Regions from separate parts of the Mus musculus genome. Here all the other regions are linked to region 1. A link is a loop called in an ENCODE intact Hi-C map of the cell type or tissue named here. Cell type or tissue: left cerebral cortex. All regions are shown on one strand.

Region 1 (4,000 bases):
ATATGCAGCTAGAGACATGAGCTCTGGGGGTACTAGTTAGTTCATATTGTTGTTCCACCTATAGGGTTGCAGACCCTTTCAGCTCCTTGGGTACTTTCTCTAGCTCCTCCATCGGGGGTCCTGTGTTCCATCCTATAGCTGACTAATGATCATCCACAAAACCCCTTTTCCATCAATGCTCAGAACAGCACTATTCTTAATAGCCAAGAGGTGGAAACAACTCACATTGTCTACTGACTGGGAGACATTAAACAGAATGTAACATGTCCACAGGTCGGAGCATTAGTTTCCATCAGAGAATAAGGCACTGACATGACACAAGACTTAGAGAACATCATGAGAAGTGGGAGGAGCCAGCAGAGGGACCACAAATTCTGTGGATGCATTTACAGGAAGTGTCCAGGATAAGCAAATCTGCAGAGACATGGTAGATTAGTGGCTGCCTGTCAGCTAGGGGTGGGGACAATGGACTGAGAAGTGATGGTTAGAAAATTCTTTATCTAGTGATTTAAGGATTTTTAACTTGTACTACAGTAATTACTATAGTAATAGCTGCTCAGTACTCTGACTGCATCTCTAAAAATAGTAATACTGAACTGTGGGCTTTAAATGGGTGATTTGTACAGTATACAAAATATATCTCAATAGAGTTGCTTTGTAAGTAAAAATAAACTGTGTTTTCCAAGGAAAGAATCCCTTCCCAGAGCTCATGCTGCCCTCCCCTTCGGGGCCATCCCTGTACCTAGGGACGCTAGAGGGTGTAGAGCTTCGGGGCCAGCAGGCTGGTGCAGTAGGAACTGTCAGCAGACATTCACGGGAGGGAAAGCTGGGGGTACAGAACAGTACCTACAGGACATGGAGCCTCTGTGCTGGTCATACTCAGACCAGACTGCACTAAGTCCACAGATTTGATTCCCCTGAAAACACTGTAAACTTCTTGCCATTGTCTTATTTAAACTCAACAGCTTATTGAAACCTTGAATGGTAACAAATTAAGCTAGAGAAGAAAATCACATCTGTAATTCCAGTACTCACAGGATTGGGAGTTCAAGGACAGCCTTAGCTACACAAAGTTCAAGACCAGTATGAACTATGTGAGACCCTGTCCTCGCCACAAAATTTAAAATGAGAATGACAAATCAAAACGTCCACTTTGGACTTTGTCCTGGGGGCATGCTCTGAGCAGTCACTTGACCCTAAGGAGGAAGTCCCTGGCAGCTGGATGCTGCAATCAAGTCCTGGTCACCTGACTCCCAGGACCCCCAGCTCCCACACTGCAGTATAGAAGCCTCAGCTCTACTCCTCGAGCCTTGCTAGCAAGCAGAAGTGGTCGAACTTGCTGTCTGAATTCCAGAGGTGCATCAGGAAAAGCTGACAGGGCTGCCTTAGCAGTGTTAACAAGTGCAGGCAGGAGCAGCCAGCCAAGGCCAGTCACAGTGGCTTCTAGGATGATATGCCAAAGACAACACATACAAAAACAAACACAAAACAGAAGAAAAAACAAAACAAAACCAAAAAACCAAAAACTTCACATGAACAATCAAATCCTTGGTTTGAAAACTCCATCTCAAGACAGATCTTTATTCACCACCGAAAAGCAAAGTTAAATAAAACTGAAGGAAAACCAATCTTGCCAGGGGAGGTGGCACATGCCTGGAACTCCAGTATCTGTGAGGCTAGGGCACAGGCTGCCAAGTAGCACTACAGAGCCAGACCCATCTCAAAGAGGAGAAATTAAAAATAATCACATCTGTCAACTGGACACTACCTGCTTCTGCCGTTGCCATAAAACCCTGAAGAAAGGGAGACTAGTCCCATAAAGTCCTACAGAACCCACAACTCCCTATTCAAATAAGTTACAAGTGGGCAGAAGGACAACTATCTTAACTCAAACACAACAGTACTGGGGAAGAAAGCAAGCTCTTTCTTGGGGATGGGAGAGCAGAGCCACCAAGACCAGGGAGAAACACTGCCACCAAGTGGTGACAGGCTCTCCAGTCACCCGAGGTTGCCTGGTCTTGATGTGGCAGCAATCCCAGTTTTGGAGAACTCACATGAGTCTGGCCTGTGAGAGGACAGCCTGGGTACTTAAGAATCTCCCCAGAAGACCAGGGATAAAGTCCATATGGTTGAGTACTTGCCCCGCAGGCATGCAGCCCTTAGTCCAACCTCCGCACTAAACAACACACAACACAAAAGCCAGAAAGACAAGCTACCAGCACCAAAAACCACCACCACCAAAAATCAGGCACGGGGGCACACCTGTGGCACCCCGGCACTCAGAAGTGGAGGGAGATTCGAGAGTTCAAGGGCAGCATCAGCTATACAGTGAGCTCAGGGGCAGCCTGGCTGACCCAGTCTCAACAATGAAGTCCCCGTGCCCAGTGAAAGACAAGCACTCCTGATCAAGAGAAAATGCAGAGATGGAGACGGCGTTTGCATTATTTCACTTATGTTAGCCATTAAAATCTCCCCGAGGTAAATCAATTTTTGAAAACAAATCAGCCACTAAGTGCTTCCCACCTTTTGCACAGTAACACAGAAGTCACACCGAAGATCCCTTACGCGCTTTAGTCTGGCCTTAAACGTTTACTTCTTGGTTCATGTGCTATCTAACCTAAAGTTCTTCAGGGTTTAGGCCGACCCAGCTGTACTCATAAGCCAAAACAAAACAAAACAAAACTCTCAGCCTTGGCTTTACTGGACTATATACTCACATAAAGGGCTTCAAGTCAATAAATCACTCTTATTTATGCCAAAAAGAGTTTCCTTCCCCTTTTCAAAACATGTCAAAATCTGAAGGCATCTATTGTTGGTAAAATGCACACTGTGATATGAAATACTTAAATGAAAAGAACTAAATGAAGGCTAAAACTGTTCCCTGGCACAAACAGAACAAAAAGATTCTCTCTGTTCCAAGTGGAGAGCTGCCTAAAAATTATTTCATAATGACAAAGAGTTCTCCTTCATATGGTACGCTGAGAAAAGAAACTAAAGGGCACGCAGCACAGACTAGCTAGTTAAGAGCTGGTTTCCAGCATCCTCTGCTGTCCTGACAATGAGGAGAGAGCCCTCGACAAGGAAAGCAGACTTGTGTAGACAGTGCATCTCTGGAACACAGCACTGGGCAAAGCCTGCCTGCAGAGGATGCCAGTAGACCGCTGCTTTCCCAGGTCCATGTTTACCCGCTTACTCGGTATCACTGTTCTCCAGTGCACCCTGCTTTCTTACACACGCATCCTTCTCATAAAAGGTCACTGGCAGCTCAGTGGTGAGCACTGGCCCAGCAGGCCCTGTCTTCGTTCCTGCCACCACAAAGAAAACAAGAAATTCATTGAGAACCGAGATTATTGGAGGCTCTTGGACCTTGGAGAGCCCTGAGTGTAGACTGCAGAGGCCCAGAGACTAGCTAGGCCTGGAAGACTCATATCATACCCACTGTGGCTGCTTTACTCTATGCCCTAACTACTCAAAATGGGCTATTCACAGCAGTATCAGTGGGAAAGAAAGCCTTTCAGAGACAGAGCTTGGGATGCAACTGGTCCCACCTCAACAATCCACCTTTCAACAAGATCACCAAAGGACCCCAATCTCATGAAAGCTAGTGAAATCCACAGACAAAACCACTTAAGAGACAAGTGTGTGCATAACTTTGCCCAGGGACAAGTGTACTGCCACCCACTTGTCTGTGGTAGGGACAACAGTGAGGCTCTGAAGACCAGAGACTTAATTCGAAGGTGGAGCATCGCTGTCCTCTACTCAGAGAAAGCAGTGTGTCTGCGTGCCCTCCGCCTAGCCCTCGGATGAGCACACTCCGCCTGCCACAGCTTCACTCTGATTTACTAGCACCTCTGCCATACCACCCGGGACAGAGTGAATCTTTACCAAGTATGGTCCTTCCAAGTGCTCAGTGCTGAGAGCCCTCACCCAGAGAGCCAGTGGCTTCCCTGGGTTTCAGAGACAACAATGGTAAGCAGCCACTACTGTGTGGGAGTACCAG
Region 2 (4,000 bases), 520 kb before region 1:
CATCAGAGTGGCTCACAATTGCCTGTAACCTCAGCCCTAGGGGACCCATGGGCTCCATCAGCACCTTCTCCCGGCCTCCACGCGCACTTGCAGTCACCTGTCCCGGCCTCCACGGGCACTTGCAGTCACCTGCACGTGGACACGTCATTTCAAATAAAAATAAAATCGTTAAGAGAAGGTCCAGGTTCTAGACTCTTCGCATCTGCTACCTCAGTATGGAGAATGCGGTGCCCACGTCGCCTATCCATACCTGTGTTCTAGCAGTTAAGACATACGCATACATAAGCCCGAATGTGGTGCCAGGTGGCTCTTGTCCTTCAGCATGTCATTGGAACCTCTTTTAATTTTCATGGCAACATGTAAATTCTACCCACCAACACAAGGCCCTGACTTCACAACTAATTGTCCTAGACCCTAGGATGTATAATAATCTGCAAATACAATGTGACACCAGGCTGCTCAACTCCATGGTGCCATTACCCTCTTAGGTATCCTCGCAAAAGACAAAATGACAGCAAACAAACAAACAAACAAACAAACGAAAACTGGGTGATCTTATTAGGAAGAAAGAAAACCTGTTGTGTTTTGGCATCTAAGAACTGGTCCTAATTGAGCAACTACACACACAGGTAGGGCTCTAAGACCTGTCTGTGCCCCACCCTTAGAGAAGAAAGGTGTATCTCCAGTATCTTTAGAGACCTTAAAGCTAGCAAACAGGTGTTCTTCTCCCACTGATAAGGTCAGACAGTTTAGCAGCTTCCTAACAACACCTCAGATCTATCCCATAAGATGCTTATCTTGCCTCTCACACCCCCAGGTGTGGAAGGAAGGAGCCCAGAGGCTTTGAGGCCTCGAAGGTCTAACCCAGCCTCGAGGAGGCGATGCTTCTCACAGGAAGGACGCAGACCACACTCCTTTCTCAAGTTACGAGATCATCTTCCCTCTCAATTACTCATCTCCACAGATGTGCAGTTTTTGGATTTGTAGTACGTACTCTACTCACACCTGACTACATTTATTGGTTTCAAACCCCAGAGCAATATGTAAAGCAAGATGAATGATGCCCGGAGCCTCCCAACTGTTAGTAAGAGCTTCAAGGGGAAGCCAGGTGAGGCTGTGTATGCTTAGATCTCGGCACTCAGGATAAAGCTGATGCCGATGCAAGAGGATGCCTCAAGTTCAAGGCCGTCCTAGGCTCACCAAGAGTTGGGAGCAGCAGCTTTGCATGCCTGTGTGATGATGGTTAAGTTGTTCATTATAGTTAAACGTTTAACAGGGAAAGACAAAGAAAGGTCGGGAAGAAAACGGAGCACACCAACACACATCGGATTGCCTGTGCAAAAACAACAGCAGCAATTCTTCTGTACCAACTACCCTGGCCATTGCTTTGGGCTTTATGGTTTCTGGTGAGGAACCAGGGAAGAGGGGTACAACTCTTGGCAGAATAGCTGGCCTAGCACCACAAGGCCCTGCCTGGGTTCAATCCCTCCTACTTGAATTAAAGTTAATATTTAAATCAGGATAGAATGAGAAGAGAACTACCACTGTGCCTTCCACGTAACTAACACGTAAGCTAAGACCTGTAAGAACTGGGATCTTTAAACTTGGTTTGCAGTCGCTGTTATCCAGGGACAGTGCTCTGCAGTTATCGTTATCCTTTTTTTAAAGCTCGTTTTTCTTCTTTTAAAACAGAGTCTCACTATATAGCCTCGGCTGACCTAGAGCTCTACCTGCCTTCCAAGTGTTGGATTGCCAGGTGCATACTACCACATCTCCTTCATTTTTCAAAAGGGATTCTGAAACCAAAGACGCAAGTCTTTTACTTACCACCCTAGCAGCAATTCTAAAGAGAACCAGTAGGTGGCGCACGAAAACAGGCTTTGGAGCCTTAAGACGCTGGCAGAAGATTGGCGTTGTACGCCAGCCTTGGGGTCTTTAAAACCTTGTGGGTTTTAACCAAGCTGAGGAATCTTACTAACCACTTTATGTAGGCATTGCAGAAATGAGAAAGCCTCGAATGTGGTTGTTTCTTTACATCTTAGTTCTGTTTAGCTAAACACTCTCAATCTGAATTAGGCAATGCCAGGGGGAAAAAAAAACGGCACGGGGGGGCAAAACTTGTTTTGTTTTGTTTTTTTTTTTTTTTTTTTTTAGAAGTTACTGAGGTGCTTTAAAAAACCAACAATATAGGAAAAACCAGTTTTCCCCCAAATAATTTCCCATAATGGGGACAACTGGGTTATTTTGTGGGGAAGGGCTAGTCAAACCGAATTTTCATTGAAAAGTGATGTGCCTTCGGGAGCCCTCCCCTCTTCTACTTTTGACTGCAGATTATCAAACCAAGGGTCAGGTTTCTGTCAGCATGTAACTGTAGAAGTATATATTAGAAGCCTGGAGAATCATTTAGGCGACTTCTAGAAATGATACAGCTCTTACAGTCTGTGAGGCTCCCGGTACAACTACTTCCTAAGGGAGGCAATGAATGGAGGTGGAGGCTAACTAGAGCCAAGAGTTCTGTTTGCTGAGGACAAAGCAAGACTTGCCTGACATTCCCTCTCCTCTCTTCAGGCCTGACCCTAAGGCTTGCCCCAATTACCTGCTCCCTTCAAAGGGGAACCTCAGCCAGGTGTCCAGAGAACAGACTACTTAGACAACCCAACAAGCAACAATCGCCAGCACCTTCTTCACGCTCCCAAGCGAATTTTCAAAAGAGGAAGTAAGTATGTTGCTAGTCCCCACCCTCACTCTCCAAAGGAACTGACAGGGTAAAGATCTGAGCTCGCTGTGGATCTTGGCCAGGAGGGCAAGCGCCGTCCCTGGAGCTGAACTTCCTTTGTCGAGAACCCTTTCTTTACATTTCCTTAGCAAACTTTCTGAGCGCTCCCTGTGACCGGTACTACAGGAAGTACCATGCAATGGCCTGACCAGAAACGCAGAGGGGCAGGCACCCTAAGCCAGGCTTGCTTAGCGGGGCTGGCACCTACCTTGGAAGGGTGCCCACTTTTCACACCACCCAAGGACTCACCCACCTCACTCTTCCACTGTTGACCTGAACAGAATTCCACCGGATATTTCCGAATCTGTGCCTCTCATCAATTATTTCTGCATTAACGTGTTTTGTAAAAGGGAGAGGTTCATTGCTTGGCTTCAGATGGGATGCAATGACCCAGGGAGCCGGCGATCCGCCCTCCCCTCTCCGTGAACAAGCCACCCAATTTTACTTTTCTGCCTCCACCCATCGGCTCCACCCCATGGAGAGTTGCCAGGGCGAGTCCAACTTGTCCAAACAGGACATAGCTTCAGATAAGATTCTGCCCACACCCAGTACTTCGGAAAGACCAAGTGAAGCAATTGATTTTACATGTAAATAAGGACAGGTGGAGAGGCAGGGACGGGGCAGACTCTCTCCAGCTTTCCAACCCCCCCCCCCCAAACCCTCCCCCGAGAGCGCCGGTAGGGCTGCGGAGACCCAAATGTATATTACTCTCCAGGCCGGCTCTGACGTTCAAGGGCACCTGGTTGGTACTTGGGTTACACATTTGTTTTTCCTCCTTTATGCTCGCTGACAATTCTGTGTTTCAGTTTTAAGGGCAAGCCACCCAAGATCAATTGAAAAATACCCACAATGTCTTAGTCCTGCTGTGTACACAGCTCCAAAGGCCTCGCCTAAGCCCTCCCGGTTCTCCTCGGTGAGGCCTTACATAATCAAATCCAGAAAGGCTGCGTGAGGCCACGGGGCCTCTCATCTGCCTGGCTCACTAGGTGCCCTCCCTATCACTGGAGACCCACCTCACTCCACCCTGCTGGGCCTCCACCCATGGGGCCCCACCCTGCAGGGAGTGGGAAGGCTGGGAGGGACCCGACTGGCTCCAAGCTGAAGCCAGTTCCTGGAAATTCCACCCTGAACCAAGGATGGCTGGAACCTTAAAAATAACCAGAAAGAACTGTCAGGGTGGTGTAGTTCCCAGTGCATGAAGTCTCTCTAAACTTTACCTCAGAG
Region 3 (4,000 bases), 220 kb before region 1:
ATGAAGTACTGAAGATAATTGGAGTTCACTGGAACAATGAACTTTTGGTTATTGTACACAGACCCTACTGTCAGGTCAGGTTTGGTCTATAATATGTATGGACCAAGACAATTCTTATTTGTTTTATTCAGTTAGGTGGTGTCTTGGATCATAGCCTAGGTTGACTTTGAACTCATGATCCTCCTGCCTCGACTTTCCAAATGCTTTTATTACTCTGTCATTCATTCATTCTCCTGGCATGCCTCTTTCAGAACCCCCATTGTGGCTGGGAACGCATGGCATTGGCCACATAGAATCGAGATGTGCTGGGCGCATATGTGGCTTTCCTCAGCTAGGAAAGCAACACTGGCCTGATTCTGTTTCTCTTGGCGCCCTCGTATACAGCATAGGTTTCCCCATTAGACAACCACAGGCACCCTTCCTAACTGCTGAGTCCAGGATCCTAATGGAAACCCTGCAATAGAGTACCTGGGACCTCCCCAGACTGAGGCAGATGGAAGTGAGTCCCACACAGAGAGCCAGTGAAGCCTCTGCCTGTCTGAGTGGAGAGGACAGACAGACAGACCCTTCTCTAGTAAGGCTGTGGGTTCAGCAGCAAGATGTCAGGAAGGTTTTCTGGCTTCAGCTTCAGGACTATATATGTGGGGCCTGATACAGGTATTCTTAGGGGAGCTGGAGAGATGGCTCAGTGAATAAGAGCACTGACTACTCTTCCAGAGGTCCTGAGTTCAATTCCCAGCAACCACATGGTGGCTCAAAACTATCTGTAATGGGATCCAATGCCCTCTTCTGGTGTGTCTGAGGACAGCTACAGTGTACTAATATACATAAAAAATAACCAAATAAATGTTTAAAAAAAAGGTTTTCTTAAGCGTCTGAGAAGATGTTCTACATCAAGACTGTTTTCCCTACAACGGTCCTGAATGGATTCAAAACTGCCTCTCTTTATAACAAATGGAGACCATTTCAGAAAACCACAACTGGACACAGTGCAGAGACCACCAGATTGTGAGAGGCCCCACACCACTGGGCACATGTACATCACAGCTCCTGCATCTCTGACTCAGGGAACATGGGGCAAAAGGGCTGGGGGGAGATTTTAAGAGCCAGAGGTCCATGGAATCTGCTCTGAAGCAGTCTTTTTTTTTTTTTTTTTTTTTTTCCCCAGCAATGGCTGCATAAACAAGACTGGGAAAATGGGGATATCATGGACACATTAACATGGAAGGATAAAGATTTTGGGGTGACCCAGCTTCTAACAAACTACAGGCAACTAATGACTGCTGGGAGAAAGAGAAGTGACCTCTCTCAGGGACAGATCTGCATGACCTTCTAGTCTAGAGTGGTCAGCCTTGAAAGCATACACAGACCAACAACAAAAGCAGATTCTAACAGTTGCATATACCATGTGTGTGTGCACACACAGATCATACATATATAACAATAATAATCAAAGAAAAAGAGCCTATCAATTTGAGAGGTGGGTGGTTATGGGACTCAGGGTCTATACCTTTGAGGGTCTGGAGTACGGAAAGGAATGGAAAATAGGGACATAGTTCTATTTCAATAAAAACATATTAAATAGTATAAAGGACAAACATCATAAATCCAAAATTGTAATAATAATTATAATTTTTTAAAAGGCCAGAATGCGTATGTGAAAGACTATTCTTTGTCACAGAAGACTAAAATTTCTTCAAGGAAAAATTCTCACTTCTCTGGGTAAACAGATCACTGACCGTAGCGCTACCTAGGAGGCAGGATAGAGAGGACCAGATCCCGCTGAGGAGGTGGCTTTGCCCACAGTGGAGGAACTTGAAGAAGGTGATGACTCCTAGACAGGGGAGGAGACCTGTACACAGCCAGAAGCTTCAGCTGTCTTCAGGCAATCTGCGCTGCGCAGCCCGGAAGCCCTGCCCACCAGGAAGCCTTTTCTGAGCGTATACTCTTTTCAAAACCAGGGGGAAAGCTGCCAGGACACTGGGTTCCATGCCAGGTTGTGAGCAGCCGTGTCTGCACCCTGTAGAAAGACTCACACACCCGTGCTGTATGAAAGCAAGCTTGAAAAGCAAAGAATGCCGGGAATGGGGGGGGGGGGGGGGGGACATGGCTCAGTGAGAGCCCTTACTTACCTTTACTCGGTCCCCCACCCCCACCCCCAGATAAAAAGAGGAGAGAGGAGAAGAAGAAGGGGGAGAAAGGAGAGAAAGAGAGACCCGCAAAGGAGCAAGGGGAAAGGAAGAATAAACGAAATGAGAGGGAAAATGAATCCTGAGGAAATGAGATTGTGTGCGCACGCGCACTCAACTGGCTTCCGGGAGACTTGTTCTGTGAAGACTGACTGTTGCCTCCCGGGTCAGCCATGACTCTAATGGAGGCAAATGCCCGAGGGACAGTAGAAACCTATGGAGAAGGGAGACATGTGGGAAAGCATAGCTCAGGAAGGCTCGTGCCTGGACAGGACTGGGCTTTTCACCTTTCTTTGTAGGGCTAATTAGCTTCTCTCTGGAGCTTTCCTCTGGTTCTGAAGGGGCTTCACCGGGACCCAAGGTTCACCAAACACAGGTCTCAAGAGGCAGAACATTCAGTGACCAGGGTGAGACCAGGGCCAGCCAGGCGTAAGGAGGAGTCAGAAGAGACCCACAGGCCAGTTCAGATCAAAGCCAAACATCACAGAAGCAGAGTGATGAATGTGCCTTAGGCGAGTTCACAGATACCTGGGCGGTGGCTGGGAGAAGCTTCCAGGCCAGAGTGTCCTTCCAGCAGAGGCAGCGCGTCCTATGTGCCGCATCAGTGCAGCTGGCCCTGGGCTAGACCACAGTTATCTCGGGGCACTGAGTCTGCGGTCTGCGCTGGCCATTCCATTACCTTATGGTTGCCCTAGCCATGATTACTTTGCAAGACATTTGCTTTCTCCACTGAATTTGGGTATAAAAGGCACACCTACATCTTAGCCAGGAAAAACAAATATTGAAAAGCCACAATCAGGGTCTATGCAGGAATGAAGGTACCCCTGTTTCTCCATGATCTGCTGAGGGGCAGAGATAGAATCGCTCAGCCTCTGGGGTCAGGTGTACACGGCAGGATCCCACATCTTCTGCCGGTGGCTTCTTCCATCGTAGACAAGCTAACCTCTTGGACAAGTTAGCCTCTCAGAGACATACTCTCCTCCCCCTGTAAAATGAGGATCATTGCATCCGACTCGTGGGATTTCATCGTAGGAAGATCGAATGTGCTTGGGCAGAGATAGATACTGTTTTTTGTGTATAGAAACATCCTTTCTCTCTTTTCTGTTGATGGAGCTTTACCAGACACACGGTGGATTACATTTTCAAGTAGGCCTGGAATCAGTTGTGCCATTTAAAGTCTGGCCAATGAGCTACACACAGAAACGCTGTGACCAGCTCATAGGGGAAGCCCTCAACTTGAGAAAGCAATGTGTCCTACCTCCTTACTCTCCTTGATAGCTGGGGTTATGGTAGCTGAGATTCAAGTAGCCCTCTTGTTCCAAGCAGAAGTACAATAAAGATGGTAGGAAAACAAAAATGGGAGAGTTCTCGATGCCTGTGGAACTCCATGTTACAGCACTCAGCCCTTAAACTGGCCCCTGATGTCTTACAAGAAGGAACAAACCTTTTTATTATTTTTTTAAAATACTTTATTTATTTTATATATGTGAGTACACCATTGCTGTCTTCAGACACACCAGAAGAGGGCATCAGACCCCATTACAGATGGTTGTGAGCCACCATGTGATTGCTGGGAATTGAACTCAGGCCCTCTGGAAGGGCAGACAGTATTCTTAACCACTGAGCCTACTCTCCAGCCCAGGAACAAACATGTAACTTAAAAAAAACCTAATCCCTATGTAAGACTACAGATAAGGTATTCCTCCCCTGCACTGCCTCAACCCCTTCCTTCCTACCAAGGGCATCACAAATACAAGCATAAGGCAGAATCCCCAGAAGGAGCATTGGCCGTCCTTCTGGTTGGGTACACT

Evidence for each region. Hi-C counts contacts between places; a loop is a spot of excess contacts. Peaks named below come from ENCODE experiments on the same cell type or tissue, not always from the same donor. Only the 100,000 strongest peaks of a DNase experiment are listed, where the experiment ranks them.
Region 2: it touches region 1 in a loop (5-fold over the local background); 17 of 42 quality-filtered maps call a loop at or near these places.
Region 3: it touches region 1 in a loop (2.5-fold over the local background); 15 of 42 quality-filtered maps call a loop at or near these places.

Annotation. Positions count from the first base shown.
Region 1 is chr5:64,287,420-64,291,419 of GRCm38, reverse strand. The region is part of intron 14 of Tbc1d1 (TBC1 domain family, member 1); the gene reads right to left. Among named protein-coding and RNA genes, the nearest start is that of Gm38634, 32 kb to the right of the region's middle. In left cerebral cortex, a CTCF peak has its summit at 1,981 (motif pointing left); DNase peaks (open chromatin) are centred at 1,983 and 3,073; H3K27ac peaks cover 659 bases.
Region 2 is chr5:64,811,533-64,815,532 of GRCm38, reverse strand. The region is part of intron 1 of Klf3 (Kruppel-like factor 3 (basic)); the gene reads right to left. Among named protein-coding and RNA genes, the nearest start is that of Gm31684, 3.3 kb to the left of the region's middle. In left cerebral cortex, a CTCF peak has its summit at 1,859 (motif pointing right); DNase peaks (open chromatin) are centred at 1,869, 2,708 and 3,840; H3K4me3 peaks cover 447 bases; H3K27ac peaks cover 1,699 bases.
Region 3 is chr5:64,511,670-64,515,669 of GRCm38, reverse strand. No RefSeq gene overlaps it. Among named protein-coding and RNA genes, the nearest start is that of Gm52815, 18 kb to the right of the region's middle. In left cerebral cortex, no CTCF peak of the experiment used is centred here; a DNase peak (open chromatin) is centred at 1,953; H3K4me3 peaks cover 499 bases.